Linked DNA regions of Homo sapiens: regions 2 and 3 are each linked to region 1. The links are chromatin loops, found by intact Hi-C in ENCODE. Cell type or tissue: IMR-90. All regions are shown on one strand.

Region 1 (5,000 bases):
AACTTGGCCTTTTTAACATCCCCAAACAAATCACAAAAGAAAGCTACAAAGAGGTAAAAATTGGACTATTTAAATTATCTTGTTTCCTCCTGAATAACGAGAAGGCTTTGTGCGTGTGTCATCCTTCAAGTCAACAGCTAGTTATTTGGAAAGAAACTATAATCCAGATATGTTGAACAAAATAGTGATGTGAAATGAAAGTATTTTCCCACAAGTCATTAAGTGTGTCATGTGCAAACCATTATCTATGTCTCCTTCAAGGGTGTGGGTCTCATTTCTTAAGGGAAAAAGACAGTTGGGAACCCACTGCATGTATGTACTGGGGAGAAACCATTTTATTCACCTGCTGTTTACTCTGTGCCATACCAACATTCTTTGCACATTATTAATAATCACTACAGCCTTATGAGTAAGAAACCAATATTATTTGCATTTTTAGTTGATGAAACTGAGTCTTTGGGAGGTAAAGTAACTTGCCACAGATGCCAGTTTAAGTAAGATTTTTTTCTTCACTCATGGTACCACTAGTAAGTAGAAGAGCAGGGATTGGAATGTAGGTTTGTCTGACTCCAAAGTCTGTGTATGGTAGAGGTACATCCAATGACACCCACCTTTGACTTCTATTGTCTTCTTATATTTAATATTCACGCATATATATATATCTGTCTCACATAATTTACCAACCAAATTGGTACACTTTGAGAGTGACAGTAGGTACTATCAAAATTATGCTGGTTATTCCTTTTCACAATTGCCAAGAAAGAACAACAAGGATTTTATTTTTTTTTAAGTTCACCAGGTGGTTCTGACAAGTAGGCAAGGTCATGCATCACTTTCTAAGAGCCTCCTTTTACTTATTCTAAACAAACTATCCCAGCAGTTCAATCAATAAACAATCATGTACTGGGCACTCATTATATAGTAGATACTGGGTGCAGAGGATATAGCCCTAAATACAACAAATCCTGATCTTATAGCACTAAAGGCAGTTAAAGCCTTAATTTCCAGATAGGTCAATCCTGGGAGAAACACTGACTGTAGGATAAACTCTTGTGGTTTATGAGGAACAAGTCCCGAGATTTTCACAAATTTTCAAATGTTTGAAGAGAGAACAACAAAGCCAAGGTGAAGGTTCATTCATTAGCTAAGTATAAGAGGTTTTCAAGTATATCATGGAATAGTTAAAGCCAAGACTGTAAAATTTGTGAAAATAAAATTTCTGCTAAGTTCACAATAAAATAAAAATTTGTTATTACCTTATTTTTTATGTTGCCTGTTCCCTGACTGACAGCTGATATTCAAAACATATCTTTACATTTGCTGCTTTCTTATTTGTTTGTGTAATTATTTGATTTATCTTTCCTCCTGGATTAGATGGCCCAAGAGAGTGACAACTACATGTTTCTTTTCACCATTGCATCGTTAGTGCCTAGCACTGTGCCTTACACATAGTAGGCAGTCATAAACCATCTGTTGAATGAATGAATGCATGAATGAATGAATGAGAGAGACACTTGTCCTAGTCATCATATGAGAATATTCACATTCTAAAGAATTTAGAGCACCTACAGGTAGTACCTTTGGGAAACTTCATGTTTCCCCTAATGAGTTTAGTATTACTAAATCATTTATGGAAGGCAAGAAAACCTGTCACAGACTTTGTTAAATTAATATTTTTCACAGGAATGAAACGTTATAAATTAAAGGTGGCTTTTATTTTAAGAGAAAGCCAAAGGTCACACAGTAAATAAGAAGACAATGAACATATTTGCATATAAATTTTGGTGTTAATTCCTGGGAAAATAGCCATTGCCAAAATTCTTTCCAGAGAAGCTGTGAGTTTACATTCATTTGGATGAGATTTTTTCCACTTTGAGTGTGTGACTGTTGTGTATGTTGAGTAGCATTCTTTTTCTCTGCTTCTTGTGCTTTTAGGGGGCCAAAGATCTGTATAAATTCCTTGGTTATAGATGGCCTTCATGTAGTGGTTTTCTTAAATGCTGGTTGTTTGTAGATTGTAGCAACAGTGTACTACATGTGTGAGCAGGCTTGTTGTCTCTTACAGAGATGGGAGGTGGAGGTCTCTGGAACTTTGTTCCTCAGTGCTGTGCACGTGTGTCAGCAGGAATTATATTGGCTTTTGCAGTTCACCCTACTGGCCTGTAGGTGGCACTTTCAAGTATGAGCTGCCTGAGTGCTCTATAATGGTGTCAGGAGAAGTTGTGATGACACATATAGGTTGACCTTCAGGCTAATAGGTGGCACTTGCAGGCGGGAGGTAGTTGTGGTGGTGGCCGTGGAAATTTTACTTGACCTTTGTTAATGAGGGGAAGTACGAGAGTATCCTTGGCAATGGGCTGGACCCTGGAGTTTCCAGGGGTTCCTGTCCTGTGCTCTGCCACCCAGGCAGCTGGAGGAAGCAAATCTGGGTGGGGCTGGGACAGACAAACCTGTGACCATGCTCTCTGAGGCGAGCACAAGCCCCAATCCTGGCACGGCTATAGGCAGACTCTCAGGCAGCTGGGGCCAAGGGGCTGAGTTGCCTCTCCTGTACCACAGAGTCTGCTTAAGGCAAATTGGGTGGCCTGGGGTTTTCAGCCCAGCAGGCAGCAGTGGGACTGGCCCAGCTCCCACACCCCTGGTGCAGCAGGTCTCCCTCCAACATTCTGCTGCTGACAGCAGGCCAAAATGGTTAGGCTAGACTCAAGCTATCTGCATTCAGATCACTTAGTCATTCCAGGTGTTTTGGGCTGTGAGACTCCCTTGAACAGAAACCATGGCTATCAGGCCTCACCCTTCCCAGTCTAGTCTTATGAAGGGAGGGGTACCCATCTCCCATGCCACTACATGAACCTGTGCTACACTTTTCTCTTTGTTCTGAGTGGGGGGGTTCCTCCCTGACTCAAGATCACCACGAGCAGGCTTTGTCTGCCAGTCTAAAGGTCTACACGGGTCATGGAACTCTCCTGTAGCTAGGATCTCAGAGGTCTATGGCAGGAATGTTATGCCCTGAGGTTCCTTCACTCATCCCTTCCTTGGATCTGGGTCCAGGTCTGGAGGCTGGTCCTGGCACCCAGCAATGCTGAGCAGGCAGCCCTGCTCTCTCTCTCTTCACTCATGGTGTCTTCTGTTGCCTCTTTATTGAATTTTAGTGTTCTCTTTCAAAAAATCTTTTCAACGTGTGAATGTTTACCTGATATTTTGGTTCATCTTTGTGGCAGAGGCTCATCCTGGCTGCCATCTGGAACCCTTCCCTCCAAAATGTTCTAATTTTTTTCCTTGCTCTGTTTTTCTGTGTTCCTCCACCACCCCCCTTTCACTCTCTCTCTCTCTGTGTGTGTGTGTGTGTGTGTGTGTGGTGAGTGGTGTATATGTGAGTGTGTGTGTTTCTTCTTTATGTAATCTCATAATGTGGAATTGCTGCTTTGGAGAACAAAACTTTCTCTCTCTTGTTTCATCTCTTATCCCAGTAGGAGAGCTAGTTACTTCTATTTTCTTTTATCCTGTTTCTAATGGGTCTTAAGGTTCTAATAATAACACTTACAGTGTTATTTGAAAAGGAATCAGAAGAAAATAACAAGTGTGATGTTCACTTGTTCTGAATCTTGTATATGAGGGTTTATCAAAGTTGAAGAGATCATTTTCTCTGGTGGAGCTGGCCTAACTTGGAGAAAATACGTTAGTCAATGTTTGGCTGCATATTGACAAGTGTTCCCTGCTAGATTGTACAAAGAGGTTTTTGGTTTTAGTTTCACAGAGATGAAAAGAGATATTTTATCTCTAAATTTTTAGATATCACTTAAATTTTAGACACAGGGAATCTTGAGATTAAATGATACACAAGGCAATGTATATCCTTGTGACAATAGCCAACACAATGCCTGACACATAAAAAGTGTCAGTAGATACAAGTTTTCTTCTGTACAAAACATAAAGCATAAAAAGTATTAATATCTTTTTTGAGGTCATAAAACATGACAAAGAATTTCGGTTTTAGAATAGTATTGCCAGGCCAAGCATTGCTGCTCAGTACATGCTAGTTGTGTGATCTTAAGTTAAATAATCTTTCTGTACCTTGTTTCCTCAATTTAAAATAAATCCAATTCTGTAGCAGTTTGTGTTACGTTTGGAATATACAAAGAAAGCCCAAAATAACAGTTGCATATTTCCTTCTTATGTAAAAAACCTACAAAGGCGGAAAAGCCAGGGAAGGTATAGTGGCTTCTGCTATCATCAGGAATCCAAGCTATTCCTATTCTGCATCCTTAGCAAGTGACTTCTATACTTAAAATCACACTACAGTCCAAGGCAGCTGTTAGAGCTCCAATTATTTTGTATATATTCTATGCATCAATACCCTTTAATGAAATTGGGATTCTTTTTCTAAGGATGAATGAGAGAATTGCTAATGTGGAGGAATATAGAAATAGTTGCCATACATTACGTCTTTTTTTGCAGGGTTGGTAGGATAATTAAACAGGATGATGTGTGTAAGATGTCAAGGACAATGTATGGAACATAATAATAGAACACATAAATGATAATTACTGTTGACAAATATTATAAAGCAAATCAGTCACAGAGTCAAAACTTACGTCTAGGACTCCAGATCCCCTCTACATTTCATTTCTCATGTATTAACTAAAGATGAATGAGAAAAAAGTAGTGGAGTATTTACCAGAGGCTAATATATAGTCTTTAATAGGGTAAACATATACTTGATCCTCTCAAGACCTGGAGGTTTACAGGTTCAGAAAGCTGACTTTGTTGATATATGGCTGTGAATGTGTCTCCTAGAACAAACTCACAGTAAACAAGTACATGGAGATTGATGTATGGTTACTAGGATGTCAATTATTAATTTACACTGAGAAGCATAACTTCTAAAGGAAAGGATACTGTAATCTTTTGCCCAGATATCCATTCCATGATGGTGACCTAAGCATAACTCAAAATTTTATTTGAGGATTATTAGTGAATATAATGACAAAACAAATAAA
Region 2 (5,000 bases), 160 kb before region 1:
AAACAAGTGACTATACTAACATTACCATCATTACCATGAAGGATACTTCATCCATGCCTTCATAGAACTTATATTCTATCCAAAACTGCCAACTGGGCAGCTGACACTGGGACCTATCCTTTCAACCAGTGGTTTCCAGCGGAACATTGGAAACAAAGTATTGTAACTCCCATATATATTTCTAACATAAAAATACAATTGGCCAGGCGCAGTGGCTCATGCCTGTAATCCCAACACTTTAGGAGGCTGAGGCGGGTGGATCACCTGAAGTCGGGATTTTGAGAGCAGCCTCACCAACATGGTGAAACCTTGTCTCTACTAATAATACAAAAATTAGCCTGGCATAGTGGCACACGCCTGTAATCCCAGCTACTTGGGAGGATGAGGCAGAAGAATCCTTTGAACCTGGGAGGTGGAGATTGCAGTGAGCTGCAACCATGTGCCATTGCACCCCAGCCTTGGCAAAAAGAGGGAAACACCGGCTCAAAAATAAATAAATAAATAAATAAACTAATTAAATTGAAAACTTCCACTATTATTTAATATATGAAACAACATTGGTGTGCCCATCAGATCTAATATCAGATGTTCATCTGTTATGTACAGTGTGCTAGTAAGTCCCTATAAGATAGTTAAGGCACAGCATATTCCCTTTTTCACATCTGCCTGCTTAAACTGACTTGAGCATCTTATCTGAATTAATCAGGCTAACACTCATAAAATGAACAAGTAGTTTAAAATATACTTGCAAAGAAACAAGGATTTGCAAATACTAATGATGCAAACATAAGAAAATGGCAGTTTTTTTATAATTACCCTATTCTGACTTCTGTCAAACATGTTGACAGAAGTTTTTAAAAACAGATGTTTTGAAATGGTTCCATCACTATAATATTTTTTTTAGTCCTAGACATCAATAAAGCAAATGTTTCAGTTAAAATTTGTCTATTAAAATTGTCATCCCTAATACCAATTGATAATTATTCTAAATCCTTCTAAAGCTGTGACACTTTCATACTTTTAACAAAAATGTGTCAAAATCTACTGAAATTCTTTAAGATTTTAAAACACATCAGAAAATTTTGTTTCCAAATGTTGAAAATTTACAGTCATGAAAATTATCAGTAACAGGGACTCTAACATTACTTTTGGCAACAAAATCATAATAATGAAGAATATTTTACATTATTTTCAAATGATATCTTCTTAAAATATATTTTGGGTAGGGCACAATTTTATGACATTAATAAAGTATTTAATCGCTTAATATTTCACATTTTATAACAAATGTAGTACAGTGATACATGTATATATAATTTTCAAAATGTACCTATAGATAATTTAGAATACATAATAAAAAATTTAGACATCCAAGTCTAATCCATCAAGATGATTTGTAATTTTGAAAAGAGTACTTTGCATGGAGTTGAATGATTTGATGATTAACCAAATATGGAAATATTATATTCCAGCAACATTAAAAAACAAAAAATGTTTCCATTTTTGCCCTTTGTTTACTGTAGAAATCTATATACGTACAATTACCTCCATTTGCTGTCAGAAAGGAACCAGGCAAATTTTACTGAATTGGTATTTTGCCAAATCCATCAGAGTGTCACATCTTTCCTCAGAAAGAAACCAACTTCCCTATGTCAGTTCCAAGGAATAGCTATAGTTTTCTGCCTATTAACTGGACTGAACCATGCATTTAAAAAGTCGAATTGTAATAAAATGCAAAACTGCCAGGAAATAGTTACAGTGGTTACAGCCAAGCAACTTCCAGCATTTTACTGAAGGAACTGGAAGTTTACATGTGAAAATGGAGGGTCATAAATCTGTTTATTTCCAGTGCTGAAAGGACATTACATTAAAACCAAAATACACACTCCAGAATTAGCTAAGAAAACAGCAATTTACTGCACAGCAAAGTAGTCAAAGTCCCTGGGCTCATTCCTCACTTACTTACTCATAAACTCAAACCGTAAAGTTGGAAAAAAATCTTAAGAGTTCATCTAATCCACTCCTCAGCTCATGTTCCTCACTATACTCAACAGAGGTGAGGCACACCATGCAGCATTTCAAAGCTTCGGTCCTCCAGGCTTTGGGGAACCCCTGCAGTCAGAACACTCAGGATTTCCCTTGATAGCTAATTTTGTTTTTAGTAGTTTTGAAAGTTAGAACATCACTGTTTTTAACTCTGAGCCCTATCTTGGCCTCTATAGGCTTACACAAGATTAAAACATAAATAAATAAATAGAATAAAATATAAAAGTCTAATCTCTTTTCCACTAAATCATCCAACATATATGGCCTGAGGGCCCACCATAGCCTCTAAGGACACAAAGGTAACACTTCAAAGAACACATCAATAAAACAATACCACATGATATATTACATAACATTCTTTATTTTACAAGTATTTATTGAAGGCTTATTATTGGTCATATATCGTGTAATACATAGGGAATCAAATGGTTAGTAAGATGGAGTTGATCCTTGCCCTAATGAAGTTTAAAGACCAGAGAGGAATACAAACAGGCAATTATGACACAGAATACTAAGCCTTATTATATTCAGGGATCTTCTGACACATGTATCTGCAATTTTGTACTCACTGAATCTTCTCTTCCATAATAAAAGCATGTTGATGCAAAATTACTCAGATAAAAGAACTCATTAGTAATTTTTAAAATTCCATATTAAATATATATACATATATATTTTAAATTTTTTAAGTTCCAGGGTACATGTGTAGGATGTGCAGGTTTCTTACATAGATAAACATGTGCCATGGTGGTTTCCTGCACCTATCAACTCATCACCTAGGTATTAACCCATTTATGCCAGAGGTTGCAATTTGTTGAATGTGAAAAATCAGACCTTGGCAATGACCTTGAGCAGGATATAAAGAACTTCCACATGCTTAGCATTCCAGAAATGGAACACTAGGCATAAATGGGTTAAGCCCAGAATGCATTAGCTATTTTTTCTAATGCTCTCCCTCAGCTTGACCCCCCACCCCCTGACTGGCCCCAGTGTGTGTTATTCCCCTCCCTGTGCCCATGTGTTCTATTGTTCAGCTCCCACTTATAAGTGAGAACATGTGGTGGTTGGTTTTCTGTTCCTGCATTAGTTTGCTGAGGATAACAGCTTCCAACTCCATCCATGTCCCTGAAAAGGACAGGATCTCATTCCTTTTTATTGCTGCATAGTATTCCATGGTGTTTATGTTCCACATTCTCTTTTTCCAGTCTATCACTGATGAGCATTTGGGTTGATTCCATGTCTTTGCTATTGTGAATAGTGCTGTAATAAACATACATGTGCATGTATCTTTGTAATAGAATGATTTCTATTCCTTTGGGTCTATATGCAGTAATGATATTTCTGGTTCTAAATCCTTGAGGAATCACCACACTGTCTTCCACAGTGGTTGAATTAGTTGACATTCCCACCAACAGTGTAAAAGCGTTCTTATTTCTCTACAACCTCACTAGCATGTTGTTTGACTTTTTAATAATCACCATTGTGACATGAGATGGTATCTCATTGTGATTTTGATATGCACGTCTCTAATGGTCAGTGATGTTGAGCTTTTCTTCATGTTTATTGGCCACATGAATATCTTCTGGGAAGTGTCTGTTCATGTTCTTTGCCAACTTTTTAATGGGGCTCCTTTTTTCTTGTAAATTTGTTAAGTTCCTTGTAGATTCTGGATGTTAGACCTTTGTCATATGGATAGATTGAAAAAATTTTCTCCCATTCTGTTGGTTGCCTGTTCACTCTGACAGTAGTTTCTTTTGCTGTGCAGAGCTCTTTAGTTTAATTAGATCTCATTTGCCAATTTTTGCTTTTGTTGTAATTGCTTTTGGTGTCTTTCTCATAAAATCTTTGCCCATTCCTATGTCCAGAATGATATTGCCTATATTCTATTCCAGGGTTTTATAATTTTGGGTTTTACATTTAAGTCTTTAATCCATCGTAAGTTGATTTTCGTATATGGATTAAGAAACAGGAACAGTTTCAATTTTCTGCATATGGCTAGCCAGATATACAGTAGGATTAATTGAATAGAGAGTCCTTTCCCTATTGCTTCTTTTTGTCAGCTTTGTCAAAAATAAGAGAAGAATCAAACAGACACAATAAAAAATGATAAACAGGATACCACCACTGATCTCACAGAAGTACAAACAACCAACAGCAAATACTACAAACACCTCTATGCAAAGAAACTAGAAAATCTAGAAGAAATGGATAAATTCCTGGATGCATACACACTCCCAAGACTGAATCAGGAAGAAGTTGGATCCCTGAATAGATCAATAACAAGTTATGAAAGTGAGGCAGTAATAAATAGCCTACTAATGAAAAAAAGTCCAGGACCAGATGGATTTACAGTTGAATTCTACCAGAGGTACAAAGAGGAGCTGATACCCTTTCTTCTGAAACTATTCCAAACAATTGAAAAGGAGGGACTCCTCCCTAACTCATTTTATGAGGCCAGCATCATCCTGATACCAAAACCTGGCAGAGATACGACAACAAAAAGAAAACTTCAGTCCAATATCCCTGATGAACTTCGACGCAAAAAATCTCAATGAAATACTGATAAACCAAATCCAGCAGCACATCCAAAAGCTTATCTACCACAGTCAAGTTGGCTTCATCCCCAGGATGCAAGGCCGGTTCAACATATGCAAATCAATAAACGTCATTCATCACATAAACAGAACTAAAGACAAAAACCACATGATTATCTCAATAGACACAGAAAAGGCCTTCGATACAATTCAACATCGCTTCATGTTAAAAACTCTCAATAAACTAGGTATTGAAGGAACGTATCTCAAATAATAAGAGCTTTTTATGAGAAACCCACAGATAATATCATACTGAATGGGCAAAAGCTGGAAGCATTCCCCGTGAAAACTGGCACAAGACAAGGATGCCCTCTCTCACCATTCTTATTCAATATAGTATTGGGAGTTCTGGCCAGGGCA
Region 3 (5,000 bases), 50 kb after region 1:
CACTCCCTGACTATCTCTCTGATCCCAAAAGTCACTTTTTCTCCCTTGCTCACATTGCTTCATCTACAATGATCTTCTTGTTGCTTGAAGACACCAGATATCCTCCCAGCATAGTGTCTTTGCTTTGGCCATTTCCTCTGCCTTTAATGCTTTCATTAAAAATATCCTCAAAGCTTACTTCTTTCAAATTTTTGCCTAAATGTCACTTTCTCAATACATCCTGCCAGACCACCCTATTTAAAAAGGCAACTACCACTCTACTCTTTCTGTTACCATTTCCTGCTTTTATCAGGAAAACTTATCTAAAATAATTTATATTTTACTTATTTATTTTATTTATTCTCTGTTTTCCCCCAGTGGAATCTGTGATAGAATGCAAGCTCTATGAAGGCATGGGTTCTGAACCGTATGCTTCACTGCTATCTTCCCAGTGCCTATGATAGTATAGGTAATAATATTTATTGAATGAGGTATGCATGAATGACTGACAAAAAGGAAAATTAAATTATAAATTTCCAGGAAATTTGCATAAGTAATGAGGAGCCAAATGTTAATCCCCAAGACAATGGGGAAAATGTCTCCAGAGCACGTCAGAGGTCTTCAGGCAGCCCCTTCCATCACAGATCTGGAGGCTTAGGAGGAAAAAGTGGTTTCGTGGGCCAGGCCTCGGGTCCCTGAGCTGTGTGCAGCCAGGGACTTGGTGCCCTGCATCCCAGCCACTCTAGTTATGGCTGAAATGGGTCAACATAGAACTCAGACTGTGGCTTCAGAGGATGCAAGCCCCAGGTCTTGGCAGCTTCCATGTGGTGTTGAGCCTGTGGGTACTCAGAAGTCAGGAATTGAGGTTCAGGAACCACCTAGATTTCAGAAGATGTATGAAAATGTCTGACGTCCAGGCAGAAGTTTGTTGCAGGAGTGGGGCTTTCATGGAGAACCTCTGCTAGGGCAGTGCAGAAGGGAAATGTGGGGTTGGAGTCCTCACACAGAGTCCTTACTGGGGCACTGCCTAGTGGAGCTGTAAGAAGAGGGCTGCTGTCCTCCAGACGCCAGAATGTAGATCCACTGACGACTTGCACTGTGTGCCTGGAAAAGCGGTAGACACTCAACACCAGCCTGTGAAAGCAGCTGAGAGGGAGGCTGTACTCTTCAAAGCCACACAGGTGGAGCTGCCTAAGACCATGGGAGGTCACCTCTTGCAGTAGCGTGACCTGGATGTGAGACATGAAGTCAAAGGAAGTTTAATATTTGACTGCCCTGGTGGATTTTGGACTTACATGGGACCTGTCACCCCTTTGTTTTGGCCAATTTCTCCCATCTGGAATGGCTGTATTTACCCAATTCCTGTACACCCGTTGTATCTAGGAAGTAACTAACTTGCTTTTGATTTTACAAGCACATAGGTGGAAAGGAGTTGCCTTGTCTTGGAAGAGACTTTGGACTGTGCACTTTTGAGTTAATGCTGAAATAATTTGAGACTTTAGGGGACTGTCAGGAAGGCATGATTGGTTTTGAAATGTGAAGTTATGAGATTTGGGAGGGGCTGGGGCAGAATAATATGGTTTGGCTCTGTTTCCCCACACAAATTTCATCTTCACTTGTACTCCCATGATTCCCATGTGTTGTGGGAGGGACCTTGTGGGAGATAATTGAATCATGGGGGCAGTTTCCCCTATACTGTTCTCATGGTAGTGAGTAAGTCTCACAAGAGCTGATGGTTTGATAAGGGGAAACTTGTTTTGCTTGGCTGTCATTCTCTCTTTGCCTGCTGCCATCCTTGTAAGATGGGACTTGCTTCTCCTTGCCTTCTGCCATGATTGTGAGGCTTCCCCAGCCATGTGGAACTGTAAATCCAATTAAACCTCTTTCTTTTGTAAATTGCACAGTCTCGGGTATGTCTTTATCAGCAGCATGAAAACGAACTAATACAGTTACATGGAAGATACTTATTTTTTTAAGATATTTGCCTTTCCTTTGCATTGTCACATTCTTCTTAACAAGCCATCCCATCCTTACCTTCACGATGTAGACACTGATTAGACTAAGATGATAATAGTAATTATCAGATTCACTTGCCACTTTACTCATCAGTTTTAGCCAATGATCATGGGAGAGAGTCTTCTGGAGACTTCTGAGAACGATTTCTTTAGTATTAATAAAACACTGGAAAACATAGTCTCTTTTTCTGTGGACAGTGGTCTGGATGTGATACCTGACAATGCTCCAACCATATGGCAGGCATGAGAGAAGCTAAGCCAACATTTCAAAAACTGTGGTCCAGTGATTCAGTGGTAGACTGGAAAGGTCGAAATAAGTAGGTCCTTGAGCCATTGTGTCCTTTGAGCTACTGAATTAGCCTTTTTAGTGTCAGAAATTCTTTTTATGTGAGATTAATTTGTTATCATTTAAGCCACTTTGAGTTAGGTTATAGACTTTCTGAGGCTGAAATCCTCCTATCTGCTATACTTGGTTTCATTAGTTTTTCTTCCAAAACTGAGTCTAAGAATTTCTGAAATTGTTATAGCATTTACTTAGGTTTGACTGTTTATAAATACTGTGTGTGTCTCTCTGTGTGTGTACACATGTGTGTGAGTGTATATATATGATGAATCTAAAGAAGTTACTACTAACAAATACTTTAGTGTTACTTAGATGTTTGTGTTCTTTTAAATAATGCTCCTTTCTGTATGTACCATTTATATAAAATAAGTGTGAGAGTTAATAAGTTAGATTTGTAAGGAGCAAAAAAGAGAGAGATCGATTGGGTAAAACAAAGTATTATTTTCTCAATAATCCACACTTAGAGAAAGCCTAAACAATTGGTCCTTATAATCATGGAAGAAACACCCTTGTTCATTTCCTGAAAGCTATGCTAGTTACAGTCATAACCAGTTACTGTGGGTTTAGTGTTACATTCTTAAACTGATTAGGTCATGGGAAATGATTCAGCTCATAGTACTGAAGCCTTATAACTACTCTGAAAACGCTTTTGTTCACATATATTGAAGAATTGGCATGGGCTTATACATATTTAACAAAAATTGTTTGCAATTATCTTTTGTGTAATTTGAATAAGAAGGTGTCACACACACAAAAAAGAAAATGAACCTCAGTGGGCTTATGTGCTTATTCCTTATTAGTCAGTGACAGATCCATATACAAGTAATCCTGGCTCAACTCAGTGATGATTTAGGAGTTCTTTCCAGCCACCATCTTCTTTGAGACCAGTTATAGCAAATTTTGGAGCCAGTTTTTATTTGTTAGCTCTCTCTTTCCCTTTGCCTCCCTGCCTTGAGACAGAATTTTTCTGACTTTAGTTTTTAATCTTGACTTTGCTGTAGTTATTGTATCCACTCCCCCTTTGTACCAACACAAAGCTTTATAACAGCTTTGAGCACATTCAATTCTGTTCCCATGTTGGTTCCTTGAACACCAGCCAAGACCTCAGCTTTTCGACCTCAGGTGAAATTTGGATCAAACATCTACCTCTAGATGATATCTTTAGTGATCACCCAGAAACACAGTTTATAATTTTAAAACATCTTAGGGAAAATATATGAGGTAGAATGCTGCACATTGCATCTTATTCTACAGATTTATTGCCACATTCCTTTTGGGACCATCCTAATTTTGGATCTTGGCAGTCATAAAGTGAAGAGAGAAACTATGGTGTAATATACTTTTGAATAGCATTCACATTATTATAGAAAAACTTTCCCTATATCATTTAATTTTCTTAACAAACTCAGGAATATAATTATCCCCATTCAGCAGATAAGGAAACTGGCTCAGAAAGCTTCACAATTTGGTCAAGACCCCATAGCTTGTAAGTCTCAGAAGTGCCACTAGAAACCAGATGTTTTACCTCCAAATCTCATGCTCTTCATTAACAACTTACTTTTTCTTTATTTCATGCTTAAAAACCCCTTATTTAAATAATCTGATGGCACATTTGAGAGACTGAAAAGGTCGTACATGAAGTTAATAGTGTATACTTAGTGGAGCTAGGCTTTGAGCACAATATACGCTTATTTTTTAAAAGGTCAAATTTGACTACATAATGGTCAAGTGGAATAAATCACCCTCTGGGCCCCTTGTTAACATGCAAACAGATTGGCATTTCTCTGGCTGGAGTTTTCCTAGACAGAAATACACCAAAAATCTGAAGGCTGTAAAAGAGGCATCACTAAGAAGAGCTGACAATCAGTTTCGATGTGTGGGATACAGTGTGATAGCAGAAGACAGACAGGGACGAGATGGTAGAATATTTTAACAACTTCAGAGTGTTACAAAGAGAGCTGAAGGAAAGCCCAAGTCAGCCTTCCAAGTCTAATTGATCAGAGGAAAATTCTAGATGAAGGCAGAAGGGAAGTCATTATGGATCTTTAGGTTAGAGGGAAACAGTGAAGCCAAATTTAAAAAGATCAATATTATGCAGTACTATTGCAAGGTAATTCCTTTCTTCAATATCATCTCTCAACCTTCTATCTATCTATATATGTAAATATATTGGAATGATTTACTAGATATTCCATCAGATCTTGTGGTCTCCGTGCGCAGAAAAACATCTTTTGCACAGACTTGAAATGTCAACTTGATTCCTTCAGATAAATCAGATTAAAAACAAAAACTGAGCATGATTAATAGCTCCAGAAACTAATGGCAAAGTGAAGATAAGCTGCAAAATGATTTGAGAAATTGCCAGGTAACATATTTCACTGTGTTCTGTGAAAATAATGGAAAGGTAAAAGCTGAAAAGTGGGGAAGCAATGCAAATAAGGAATTAAAAAGTAAAAAATCAGCTGTATTGACTTAGTAATTCTAGGAATTTATTCTAAGGAAACAATTCAACATAAGCTCAAAGGTTTCTGCACAAAGATTTTTTCCTTCAATGTTATAGAAAACAGAAAAAAAAAAAAACCTCAACAAAAAAGAACAAACCAACCACGGGAGAATAGTTTAATAAATTACAGCATAGCAATATTATGGAAATGTGTTAAATT

The links. Peaks named below come from ENCODE experiments on the same cell type or tissue, not always from the same donor. Only the 100,000 strongest peaks of a DNase experiment are listed, where the experiment ranks them.
Region 2: it touches region 1 in a loop (2.9-fold over the local background); 10 of 110 quality-filtered maps call a loop at or near these places.
Region 3: it touches region 1 in a loop (6-fold over the local background); 14 of 110 quality-filtered maps call a loop at or near these places.

What each region holds. Positions count from the first base shown.
Region 1 is chr11:88,482,807-88,487,806 of GRCh38, forward strand. No RefSeq gene overlaps it. Among named protein-coding and RNA genes, the nearest start is that of GRM5-AS1, 19 kb to the right of the region's middle. In IMR-90, a CTCF peak has its summit at 2,141 (motif pointing right); a DNase peak (open chromatin) is centred at 265; H3K27ac peaks cover 4 bases.
Region 2 is chr11:88,318,424-88,323,423 of GRCh38, forward strand. All of the region lies in intron 2 of CTSC (cathepsin C), which reads right to left. Among named protein-coding and RNA genes, the nearest start is that of CTSC, 17 kb to the right of the region's middle. In IMR-90, no CTCF peak of the experiment used is centred here; a DNase peak (open chromatin) is centred at 1,958; H3K27ac peaks cover 470 bases.
Region 3 is chr11:88,533,195-88,538,194 of GRCh38, forward strand. The region is part of intron 8 of GRM5 (glutamate metabotropic receptor 5); the gene reads right to left. Among named protein-coding and RNA genes, the nearest start is that of GRM5-AS1, 31 kb to the left of the region's middle. In IMR-90, no CTCF peak of the experiment used is centred here; a DNase peak (open chromatin) is centred at 2,917; H3K27ac peaks cover 2,324 bases.